Linked DNA regions of Homo sapiens: region 1 is linked to region 2. A link is a contact called in ENCODE Hi-C or POLR2A ChIA-PET data. All regions are on one chromosome and are shown on one strand. The core of a region is the stretch at or near the end of the contact, and the rest is flanking DNA. Distances in the headings are between cores, read along the strand shown. Region 1 holds the start of GIGYF2 (GRB10 interacting GYF protein 2). Region 2 holds the start of INPP5D (inositol polyphosphate-5-phosphatase D).

Region 1 (5,544 bases), core at 1,999-4,498, 360 kb before region 2:
CACTGTAACCTCTGCTTCCCAGGCTCGAGTGATCCTCCCACCTCAGCCTCCCAAGTAGCTGGAACTACAGTTCTACATTATCATGCTCAGCTACTTTTTTTTGTATTTTTAGTAGAGATGGGGTTTCACCATGTTGGCCAGGCTGGTCTTGAACTCCTGAACTCAGGTGATCTGACTGCCTCAGCCTCCCAAAGTGCTGGTATTACAGGCGTGAGCCATCGTGCCTGGCCACTTGTATATATTTGTCTCAAGTTGCAGAACTGTGCACTAAAAGTGCTAAATTTTATTGTGTGCAAATTATATCTTAATTTAAAAAATATATGTATAGGCAATGTACAGGTGGCATGGCATCAGAGAGGTGGCATGACAAGTTGGTTAGGGACATGGGTTCTACAATTTGCCAGCCTGGGCTTGGAAATCCTGGTTGAGATTTGGATATGGTAAGCACTTCTCTCAGAAGCCTGGTTGGATTGCTCCATAGCGCTCTTACTAGGATCACATGAGACAGTGCAAGGAAAGTTTTTAATGGGGTGGTCAGTACATAACAAGTATTAGTATTACTTTTTTCCTTAAAAATAACAGCTCAAGGGGTAAATTCTTTGGTCTAATGGAGGCACAGAGGCAGTAACACATGGACTGGCAGGAGTTGCAGGTTGGGGAGAAGTGGGTAAGTGTTGGGAACGGCATTGCAGCAGGATGGAACAGCATGTGCAAAGGCTAAAACATAATGTCATGTTTACGAATCTTTTAACATGGGCCTATCTGGAGCACTTAGTTCAGGGGGAAGATCAAGGAGAAGAGAACAACATGGATGATGGGTAGAGTTCTTTTTGATTGTTTGTTTTAGATACAGGGTCTTGCTCTTTTGCCCAGGCTGGAGTGCAGTGGCATGATCATAGCTCATTGTAGCTTTGTATTCCTGGGCTGGTGATCCTCAGCCTCCCAAGTAGCTAGGACTGCAGGTGCACGCCACCACGCCTGGCTAATTATTATGTATTTATTTTTTTTTAGAAATGGGATCTCTCTATGTTTTCCCAAGCTATGGGGGTAGAATTCTGCAGAATGGGACTGTGAAGGGCTCCTTTGAGTTTCTGTATTTCTAACAAGTCTCCACGTGATGTTGATGCTACTGTACCACTTTGAGCGGTAAGGGTATAAAAGTCAAGGGAAGAAAGTGTTTCAGAAGGCCGGGAGCGGTGGCTCATGTCTGTAATCCCAGCACTTTGGGAGGCCGAGGTGGGCGGATCACCTGAGGTCGGGAGTTCAAGACCAGCCTGATCAATATGGAGAAACCCCGTCTCTACTAAAAATACAAAATTAGCCGGGCGTGGTGGCATATGCCTGTAATCTCAGTTACTTGGGAGGGTGAGGCAGGAGAATCGCTTGAACCTGGGAGGCGGAGGTTGCGGTGAGCGGAGATCACGCCATTGCACTCCAGCCTGGGCAACAAGAGCGAAACTGTCTCAAAAATAAATAAATAAATAAATAAAGTGTTTCAGAAAGTAGGAAGAGGCCAATCATATTGAAGACAGGGAAACACGAAGTCAAGATGAGGACTGAAAGACTCCAGTTATCAACCTGTAGGATGGGGTGTTCTTAGGGCAAGCAATAGGCAGATAGGAAAGGACAGAAGCCACATCGGTGTGGTTGATGATTGCATGCCAGGTGTGGAAATGGAGAAAGTGCATATAAACAATTCTTTGGTGCAGCTTGGCTTTGAAAGGGAACAGGGTCGCAGGAGGGAGAATTGGTGTTTTTGATTGTTTGTTTGTTTATTTGTTTTTTTCGAGACGGATTTTCACTCTTGTTGCCCAGGCTGGCGTGCAGTGGCGCGATCTTGGCTCACCGCAATCTCAGCATCCCGGGTTCAAGCGATTCTCCTGCCTCAGCTACCCAAGTAGCTGGGATTACAGGCATGCGCCACCACGCTCGGCTAATTTTGTATTTTTAGTAGAGACGGGGTTTCTCCATGTTGGTCAGGCTGGTCTCAAACTCCCAACCTCAGGTGATCCGCCGCCTCGGCCTCCCAAAGTGCTGGGATTACAGGCGTGAGCCACTGCCCGGCCGAGAATTGGAGGTTTTTGTTTTTGTTTTAGACGGAGTCTTGCTCTGTCGCCAGGCTGGAGTGCAGTGGCGCGATATCGGCTCACTGCAACGTCTGCCTCCCCAGTTCAAGCGATTCTCCTGCCTCAGCCTCCCGACTAGCTGCGACTGCAGGTGCGTGCCACCACGCCCGGCTACATTTTTTTTTGTATTTTTAGTAGAGACGGGATTTCACCGTGTTAGCCAGGATGGTCTGGTCTCGATCTCCTGACCTCGTGATCCGCCCACCTCCGCCTCCCAAAGTGCTGAGATTACAGGTGTGAGCCACTGCGCCCGGCATGAGAATTGGAGTTTTTAACATTCCATTTTAAGATGGGAGACACAAGTAATCTTTAAAGCTGACAGGAAGGATCCTGTAGGAAGGAAGAAGTTGGAGACACAGGCAAGAATGGGATGCCTAAGGATAGAGTTGCTAGATTTAGCAAACACAGGACGCCCAATTAAATTTGAATTTCAGAAAAACAACGAACAATTTTTCAGTGTGTGCCCCAAATATTGCTGGGTGTCTTGTATTTTATCTGTCAATTCCAAAATAGTTCATCTCTAGGTAAAAGGGTTATAGCCCCAGATGTCCTAGGAAGGAATCAGAGCTCTCAAGTCCTTTCCAGCTGTCCCAGTACAACACTCTGAAATGAATTCCCAGTTCTACCAGAACTGTTAACAAGTAGAGAAACTGCTTTGAATTTCAGCTTTTGCGGCTTTCCCATTCGCTCTAGGATGGCAACTGCGAAGAAAAATGCCGGACTAAAAGCTGTGGAAAAGTTCTAATTTGGAAAACCAGCCCGCAAGTGATGCAGAGGCTTTTGAACTGCAAAAGAGCTCTGGGCGTACAGGACAGTGAGTCACACGGTGCCTGGTCCGGGCCCAACCCTGGACACCAACACCACTCAACTCAAGGGCAGGTACCCGGCTGCTGCCAAGGGGTCAGCGGGAGCCTGCGCACTGCCACGGCCCCGCCCTCTTCCAACCTTTCATCCGGGTCTCGGGCAGGGGCGTGTCTGGGCAGAGGGGCGGGTGGTGGCGGAAAGGAAGGATGTCGTGGGAGACTGGAGAGTGGGGAGGGAAGCGGGAAGGGGCGGGGGCGGAGCAGGGGGCGTGGCGGAGCGGGAGCGCGGTCACGTGACGTGCGTGGCGACGTGTCGGCCATCTTGTGTTGTTGAGGCTGAGGACTGACTGGGGTTCTGAGACTCCCTGTCCCGGACCGCAGGTAACCAGCCGTTCCGTGTCGCTCCCCTGCCCGGCTCTGCTCCGCGCCCCGGCCCCGCCGCCGCGTCCCGGGCCGCCTGTGTCTCCGGTCCGCGTTCGCGCCCCTGCTCCTCCTGCCCGAGCTGGCCCGGCCGCATGGACACCCACAGGCCGCTCCGGCCGGCTTGGGCCGTCAGGCGACGGGACAGGTCAGGTGCAGGGCCGGAGGGAGCCTCCTCCTGGGCGAGGGGCGCTGAGGGCCCTGGCGCGTCACGGCCGCGAGGAGCCGAGAAGCCCCTAGGCCAGGGCCTCTTGGCATTGCGAGGGGAGCCGAACAAGGCAGGAGGGTTGTGGGGTGGGCAGTGTCAGGCCGGCTTGCTCGGAGCTGGAGGGCTCGCCTTCCTCTGCTTGCTTCTCCGCGCCAGACACCCGCCCAGTCTCGGGGTGGCCCGGTAACAGCTGCTGCGGCCAGACAGCTGCTCCTGCCGGCTCTCCTGTCCACACCTGGTCCCTGGGAGGTGCGCTCCTGCCTTCCCCACAGAGCATCTGGACGGAGGAGACTCCTTCCGTGGCGAGAGTACTGGGTCTGGACCAGGCCTGAGGCGAGGTGCAGCCACCATGATCGGAACCTTGGGACCGAGGCTGGGAAACTAGAGCCCATGGCAGCCTTGGGGACCCAAATGTTCACATCAGGTTGAAATGGGCATTATCCTTAAGTGTCAGTTTCCAAAAGCACTCTGAATACTTGTTTTGCGACTGAAACATAAATCAAGCGAACAGGGAATGGGGGCATGAAAGAAGCGGAGCGTATGACCGTGTTTGGGAAGCAATAACGTTGTTTTGCAGTTAATTATTTAGTACTGTGTTTTTTATTTTGTTGTTTTCGTTTTCCTGCAAGTCAAAGCACTTAAACACACGTAGTCTCTCTGTAAGAAAGGTAAGTATTCCAGTTTAACTTGCAAGAAATTGAGTATGGGGCTAGAAGCTGTGAACAGCTTCCTTTCTAGAGCTACATACATTGAATTAAGGCAGTTTTGATTCCCAATGTTGTGCCTGGGGAAGGTATTCTTTCTTTATATAGTATGTCCTTTTTAGAATCAAATGACTTCCTAGATTAGAAAAAAAAATTCTGTCATTCTTTCTGTACATTAATTTTGCTCCTTCTAATATTTGTAGCTTTGGCCTTATTTTGTCCATTTTGCCTAGAACACAAATACTTTCTCTTATTCATTGATGGTTTTACGTGTTTTACTAGTTGGTGTAGCAGTTTCTGATGTGCTCAAACTGGAATATGTACTTGGCTTTTACATCAGATGTTGACAACAGAAGAGGACACTAGAAAAGTATTTAAAAGTGGCACGTAACTGGAAAAATGTCACATGATGTTTCTTTCGAAATTTAACATCAAGGAATACACTGGTGATGGTAGTGCTTCACCAGAAAGGAGAGGGCTTCATGACTTTTTGGTACCTGACAGCATTTGAGACTCTTGAGGTTTGGGAGGGAGAAGGAACCATGTGCTTCCATTCATTTGTTTATTCATTCATACATTCATTTATTTGACAGATACCCTGTTGAGCACTTACTACACTGTTAAGTACTGGGAGCAAAACAGACCAAACAATTCCTGTCTGTATGGAATTCATTTCTAGACAGATAAATAGGTAAAATACTTGATGTAGTGGTAAGCGATGTGAAAGAAAAAAATGAGTCAGGGAGATAGAATAATAGGGGTTTGGGGAGGGGTTAATTTTAAGTGCCCTGAGAAGGCCTCATGGAGAAGCTAACACTGGAGGAAAAACCCAACAGAGGTGAAGGTGCTGTTTCTTTAGCTATACTGGGGTAAAAGTGCTCTAGGCTAGGGAGCAGCAAGAGCAAAGACCCGGAGACAAAAGCTTAGGAGCGATTCAGGAGTAGACTGGGAAAAGCATGGAGGCTAGCCTAGGCTGAGAGGCTAGGGTGAGTGGGAGACTGGTGGGAGATGTGTGTACTTACTGTTTGGTACTAAGATGAGATGGATTATTTGCTATCCTGAATTCTTTTTTCTTATCTCTTGTGATTCTTGGAAAGGGAAATCAGATTCTGGAAATTTGGGCCAGCAGCCAGCCTCCCCAACCCCCTTAACTCCCATCCCCATCCGCTAATTTGGAAAAATTTAGGATGCTCAGTATTTCAGGAAATTATAATGAATTATCTTTCTCAAAAGTAAACGTTTTAAAATGAGATTGATGATAAACTGCTTGAAAGTACTTTTCA
Region 2 (4,990 bases), core at 30-2,529:
ACGAGCTACGTCCTTCAAGTTAGACAAGAAGAAACCAAGGCCGAGAGAGAGAAGAAACTTGACCAGGTTCCCACAGCTTGAATGTGGTGGCGCTGCCTGGCTGGTGCCCCTTCCTGGAGGGAGTCTGTTGTCATGTCCTGGAGGCCAAGGCCTGGATGTGGGATGGTGGGGGCACTCTTTGTGCAGCGGGTCAACACGTGCCCCTTCGGCCTTGGTGGGCCGGACCCAAGGACGGAAGGTGCCCAGGTCTGGGGGCTGAGGGATGGGTGTCCACCGCAGAGCCCTCAGAAATGACTGGTCCTGGATGGCGGTCCCTGGAGAGGCAGCTCCTCTTTGAGTGGTGGGCATATGTGGCCATGCCCAGTCTTGGAGGCGGTGCAGTCCGACCGGCCACCCCGACTGCTGAGACGCAGGACTCAGCACCCAGTGTTGTCCTTGGCCAGGCGGCCAGCCTGCCCTGTGGGGCTTTGGGGTTCTCCTCTCCGAGCTTGTTTCCCCAGCATCCTGGAGAAGCCCAGGGAAAAACCCAGCCTATGTTCCCGCTGTAAACGGCCCACATCCCCTCCAAGCTCCCTTTGTGTGTCTCCAAGCTGGACTGCAGGGATCAGAGCTGTGCTGCCCGTGCAGCACCCACCCGCCCCTGGGAATGAGGGTAATGGGGTCACAGAGCCATCACTTGGACCTTGGCGCCCTCGGCTGGTGGCAGCCAAGGTCTCCCAGCACCCAGGCCGCTGGGAGTCTCTAAAGGGGAGGGGTGGGGCTCGACTGTCCCCTCCCCCTCAAGTTTGCTCTGTCCTGGGCAGGCCGTAGTCCCAGTTGAGAAGCTGTGCCCCCTTGGGTGTTTTGGAGGTTCAGGGTGGGTGCTGAAAAGCCCTGAGGGAGAGCAGAAGGCTCGGGGGCCTGTCTAGGGCATGGCATCCCACGTGGGTGTCAGCACGGCCGCAGAAGAACCACTTCTCTGGCCCACCCATGCCTGCTAGGCCATGCTTCTTCAGAAGTGGCCACAACTCTCCTGACGTCTCCAGAGCCGGTCATTCCACCCAGGGGGACTTCAGCTGCCACTGGACACTTCAATTGTACGCTGCGACCAGTTGCCAGGAAGGAGAGGGCTGGCAAGAGAGCCGCGGCAGCCGTGGCAGGGTGTAGGGGACGGTGGACGGCCAGGGCCCCCCCCTCTCTCTCTTTCTCTCTCTCTCTCTTGCTTGGTTTCTGTAATGAGGAAGTTCTCCGCAGCTCAGTTTCCTTTCCCTCACTGAGCGCCTGAAACAGGAAGTCAGTCAGTTAAGCTGGTGGCAGCAGCCGAGGCCACCAAGAGGCAACGGGCGGCAGGTTGCAGTGGAGGGGCCTCCGCTCCCCTCGGTGGTGTGTGGGTCCTGGGGGTGCCTGCCGGCCCGGCCGAGGAGGCCCACGCCCACCATGGTCCCCTGCTGGAACCATGGCAACATCACCCGCTCCAAGGCGGAGGAGCTGCTTTCCAGGACAGGCAAGGACGGGAGCTTCCTCGTGCGTGCCAGCGAGTCCATCTCCCGGGCATACGCGCTCTGCGTGCTGTGAGTACAACCTGCTCCCTCCCCGGGCACAGATATGACAGAGGGGCTTAGAGGGGGCCCAGCTTTGAGATGGGTTGTTCTTATGTCACAGGACAGAGTGATCTGACATGCACACTTCCCCGCCACCCTGTCATGGACCTTGTCCTTGGAGTTCAGAGAGCTGGTCTCATGGCAGGTTTTGCAGCCTTGGAGCTGTCAGAACCACTCTGAGGCCTGATGTTACACCCCAGCTTCCCATGAGCTGTATGGACCTTGTGGCTTCCTTGGAGTCTGGGGACCGAGAGAAGGGAGTTTGGGCTTTTGGAGCCAGGAGGAAGCTCAGGGCTCTGTGGAGGTGGGTGTGTTAGAGATCAGCTCAAAGATGCCCAGCTCAGAAACCCTGAGAAGAGCAAAGGTGGCAAGGGGGACCCTTCCTGGAGCACCCAGGCTTCGGGCCCCTGGAGGAAGCTGTTGTTTGGCGAGCCAAGAATATGGGGTGAGTTTAATCAAGAAAGGACTTTCCATTCAGTCAGAAGCTGCTTTCAGGGGCCTGAGAGCAGAGGAAGTCACCATTACCACCAGCGAGCAGCCTCTTCTCTCTCCTGAGCACTTGGCTGTGACCGCTGCCCACCCCCCACCCCCTCAATTTGGGTCTCTGTCACCATCAACTCCTCCCACTGCCCGGTTGGGGATGTTACTGAATGTACCAGCTGTGCTAACAATGGAGGAACCAGCCACTTGCTGAAGGTTCCTTTCTAAAACCCCCTTCCTGTCCAGCGTCTGAAGGAGGCCCTTGCCCTGCAGCTCTCGGTCTAATCATAGGGGGGCCTTGCCCTGCAGCTCTTGGTCTAATCATTTTGCCGGGGCCTCAGGCAGTGCCGGAGTGTAGTCAGGGAAATGTGTGTCCACCTGAACATCTCAAGTAGCATCCCTGGGCTGGCAGAAATGTTCCCCCGAGCAGCCAGGGCCTTGTGCTTCTCCAGGCAGGAGGGGAATTGGGTGATGAACCCAGACCTGTTTTGAATACTGACTCACAGCTGGGACCTGTCGTGCTAAGCATTTGTTAGCCCATTTCATCCTCACCACAACCTAAAGTGAAGGTCCTGTTAAAAGCCCCACTTTGCAGATGAGAAATCTGAGGCCCTGGCAGGTTAAGTGAGTGACAACAGTCAAAGCCACGGCCATCTGCCCCCAGAGGCTGCAGCTGAGACCAGCAGCCTGTGGCCCAACCTCTCCTGCTCCCAGTCCAGCGGGGCAGGCATGTAGCCTTGCAGGGCTGGAGAAAGAAGCAAGGGGAGCCACAGTGTTTACAGGGTCAGCTGGGGCACTGGAAACCAAGCCAGGCTCGCAGCTGGTCGCTGGCCTGTGCTGACAGTCTGCAGCCCCACCTCCAAAGACTGGTTTCCTGTGTCCCCTCTCTCATGCCTCAGGGGAAGGAACGCAGGCCCAGGCTGCCTGGACTTCCCCAGTGGGGACCTGCTGCTGCCGGGGCCTTAGAAGGAGCAGGAAGATTCTCTTAGGCCTCTCACAAGCCCAGTCTGACTCCACCTGGCCCATGTGGGTTACTTGGATTTCTCTCCTGGCCCAGTGGGATCTTGTCCTGGCTGTTTGGTGTTGGCTGAGCCGAGGGCTTCCAGGGCCCCATCTCATTAACCTTCAACACAGCCCTTTGACCAGGGCTTGCTTTGTGGTTGCTCAGGTTACAGACATGGGGCGTGGGTCTCTCTGACTCCGAGCCGTGAGCATCTTAACGTCTAGGATTAGCCTGAGCCAGAGTCAGAGCTGGAGAGGCCTTGGAGAAGCTCTGGTGCAACAGCCCTGGCTTTTCAGGAGGTAGACAGAGGGCAGAGAGCCTGAGGCCTTTGTCCACCATGCTGGCTGGGGTCAAAACTGCTGGGATCCAGGCCAGTTCTCGTATTCCTTCCTCTACCTCTTCTCTCTGAACCCTTGTCTGCACTGAGTTCTCTCAGAGTCATGATGGGTGTGCAGTGTCTGCTCCTTAGAGAGGGACCTGTGGTGCCTACAGATGTCCACTATCCTCTCAGCCGAAGCCTCGTCAGCCTCCTATCCTGAGGCTGCTGGGCTGCAAACACCAGGAGTCCCACCCCTTGGCCAGACAAACCCTGGGCTCAGTGTTTCCCTTTCTCCTCTGCTCAGGGTGGGAAGCTTCCCTTCCTGCAGGGTCAGGCTCCACTGTAGGCCGTGGGTTGCTATGGACCTGCAGACTTTCCATACATCTGCAGGCTTCATATGGCTGCCACCCTGGATTTTGCCAATTACGGAGATTTTAAAACTAAAAACTAATTAAATGAATGATAACAAACTGTCATCTTCCAACACCTCATTTCTTGAAAGAAAGCAGCCTTTGACACCAAAAGAGGCAGGAAGGGCATTAAAAAAAAAAAAGCCAGTCATTTAAAGCAAAGAGATTGAACTTCTTGAAAAACAAACCCTACCACCCTTAGTTTTCTGTGTTCCCTGCAGAGTCGCCGTGGCCTGACGGAGACGGCAGAGGCAGACAGTCCCAGGCTGAGGGGTGTGCAGGGCAGCCGGGTTTTCTGCGGCTGCAGAAGTAGCAGGCTTTGCCCCCCTAGCCCTGGAAGCCTGGAGCCACCCTGCTCTAGAAGTGACTGCAGAAGGAAGCCACACACTCACCCTCCTGCCCTAGCAAAGTCCATGGGAAAAGTATACCTGCCCCATGGCCCCTCAGATCACCCAGGTGCCCTGACCTCATCCTGCCTGGGCCCCAGCAGCACTCCCTCCCAGGCCCCCTCTGGTGGGCAAGGGGACAACGGCCGGAGTCTCCACCTGATGGTTTGGGCAAGTGTGCCTGGAGTCTCAGGAACTGAGAGCAGCCTCACCAGGGAGGGGCCTTTGTGCTCAGGAAAGAGAACAGGATTTGACTATGTAAATGGACTTGAGCGGGGGTTGGACATCAAAAGACAGGGCTACAGTTCAGTGCCACCCATGTGACTTAGGAGTGCACATTCTGCGCACACCCAGCAAACCCTGCATTTCCTCGAGAGAGGTCAGCCCCGTCACCTACCACTGGGCAGGAAAGCTTTGATCTCACCTCAGCAGCTTGGAAAGCCCTGCTTGACAGGGAGCCTGGGCTCCATCTCGGGGCACAGACAGTTGCAGTGGGAAGACTCCAGCAGGTGGCTGCCTGGTTTGGGTCCAACTCTGCCGTCTTTCAGCCAGGGGCTCTTCTAAGTAGAGCCTATGTTGTCCCCACCTGGTCCCCACTCAAATCCCCCGGCAGAGTTGGCCCTGCTCCGGGGGGAGTCTGTGGGTGCCTCCAGGGGACGTTGGGTACATCGTGGGTGGGAGACATTAAGAGCTGTCAGGCTCATGCCCTCTCCTGCCACGCAGGGGCCAGCACACCTGGCAGGGCCTTATGCTGCAAAGAAGAGATGCCTTGGGAATGGGGTCAGTCAATGCAAGGGTCCATGGGTTGGCCG

What was found. Hi-C counts contacts between places; a loop is a spot of excess contacts on that map. ChIA-PET counts read pairs that join two places held with the same protein, here RNA polymerase II (POLR2A). Pooled maps may share reads with other maps.
Region 1: a loop to region 2 is called in a map of B cell, with 6 times the contacts of the local background. The contact joins the promoter of GIGYF2 here to the promoter of INPP5D in region 2. A Hi-C loop is called at or near these places in 5 of 168 maps with a recorded cell type or tissue (B cell, CD4-positive, alpha-beta T cell, cardiac septum and 1 more), 16 of 37 single-sample maps with no recorded cell type and 13 of 50 pooled maps. POLR2A ChIA-PET finds 5 or more read pairs at or near these places in 1 of 52 experiments (activated naive CD8-positive, alpha-beta T cell).

What each region holds. Positions count from the first base shown.
Region 1 is chr2:232,694,083-232,699,626 of GRCh38, forward strand. GIGYF2 (GRB10 interacting GYF protein 2) reads left to right here and starts at 3,249. Exons shown (of 29, transcript NM_001103146.3): 1 at 3,249-3,310. RefSeq lists enhancers at 3,056-3,752, 3,753-4,447 and silencers at 3,102-3,191, 3,222-3,551.
Region 2 is chr2:233,059,063-233,064,052 of GRCh38, forward strand. It overlaps INPP5D (inositol polyphosphate-5-phosphatase D), which reads left to right and starts at 1,280. Exons shown (of 27, transcript NM_001017915.3): 1 at 1,280-1,550. The coding sequence starts at 1,417. RefSeq lists enhancers at 955-1,234, 1,835-1,924, 3,011-3,604, 3,605-4,198, 4,211-4,320 and silencers at 1,435-1,514, 3,585-3,634.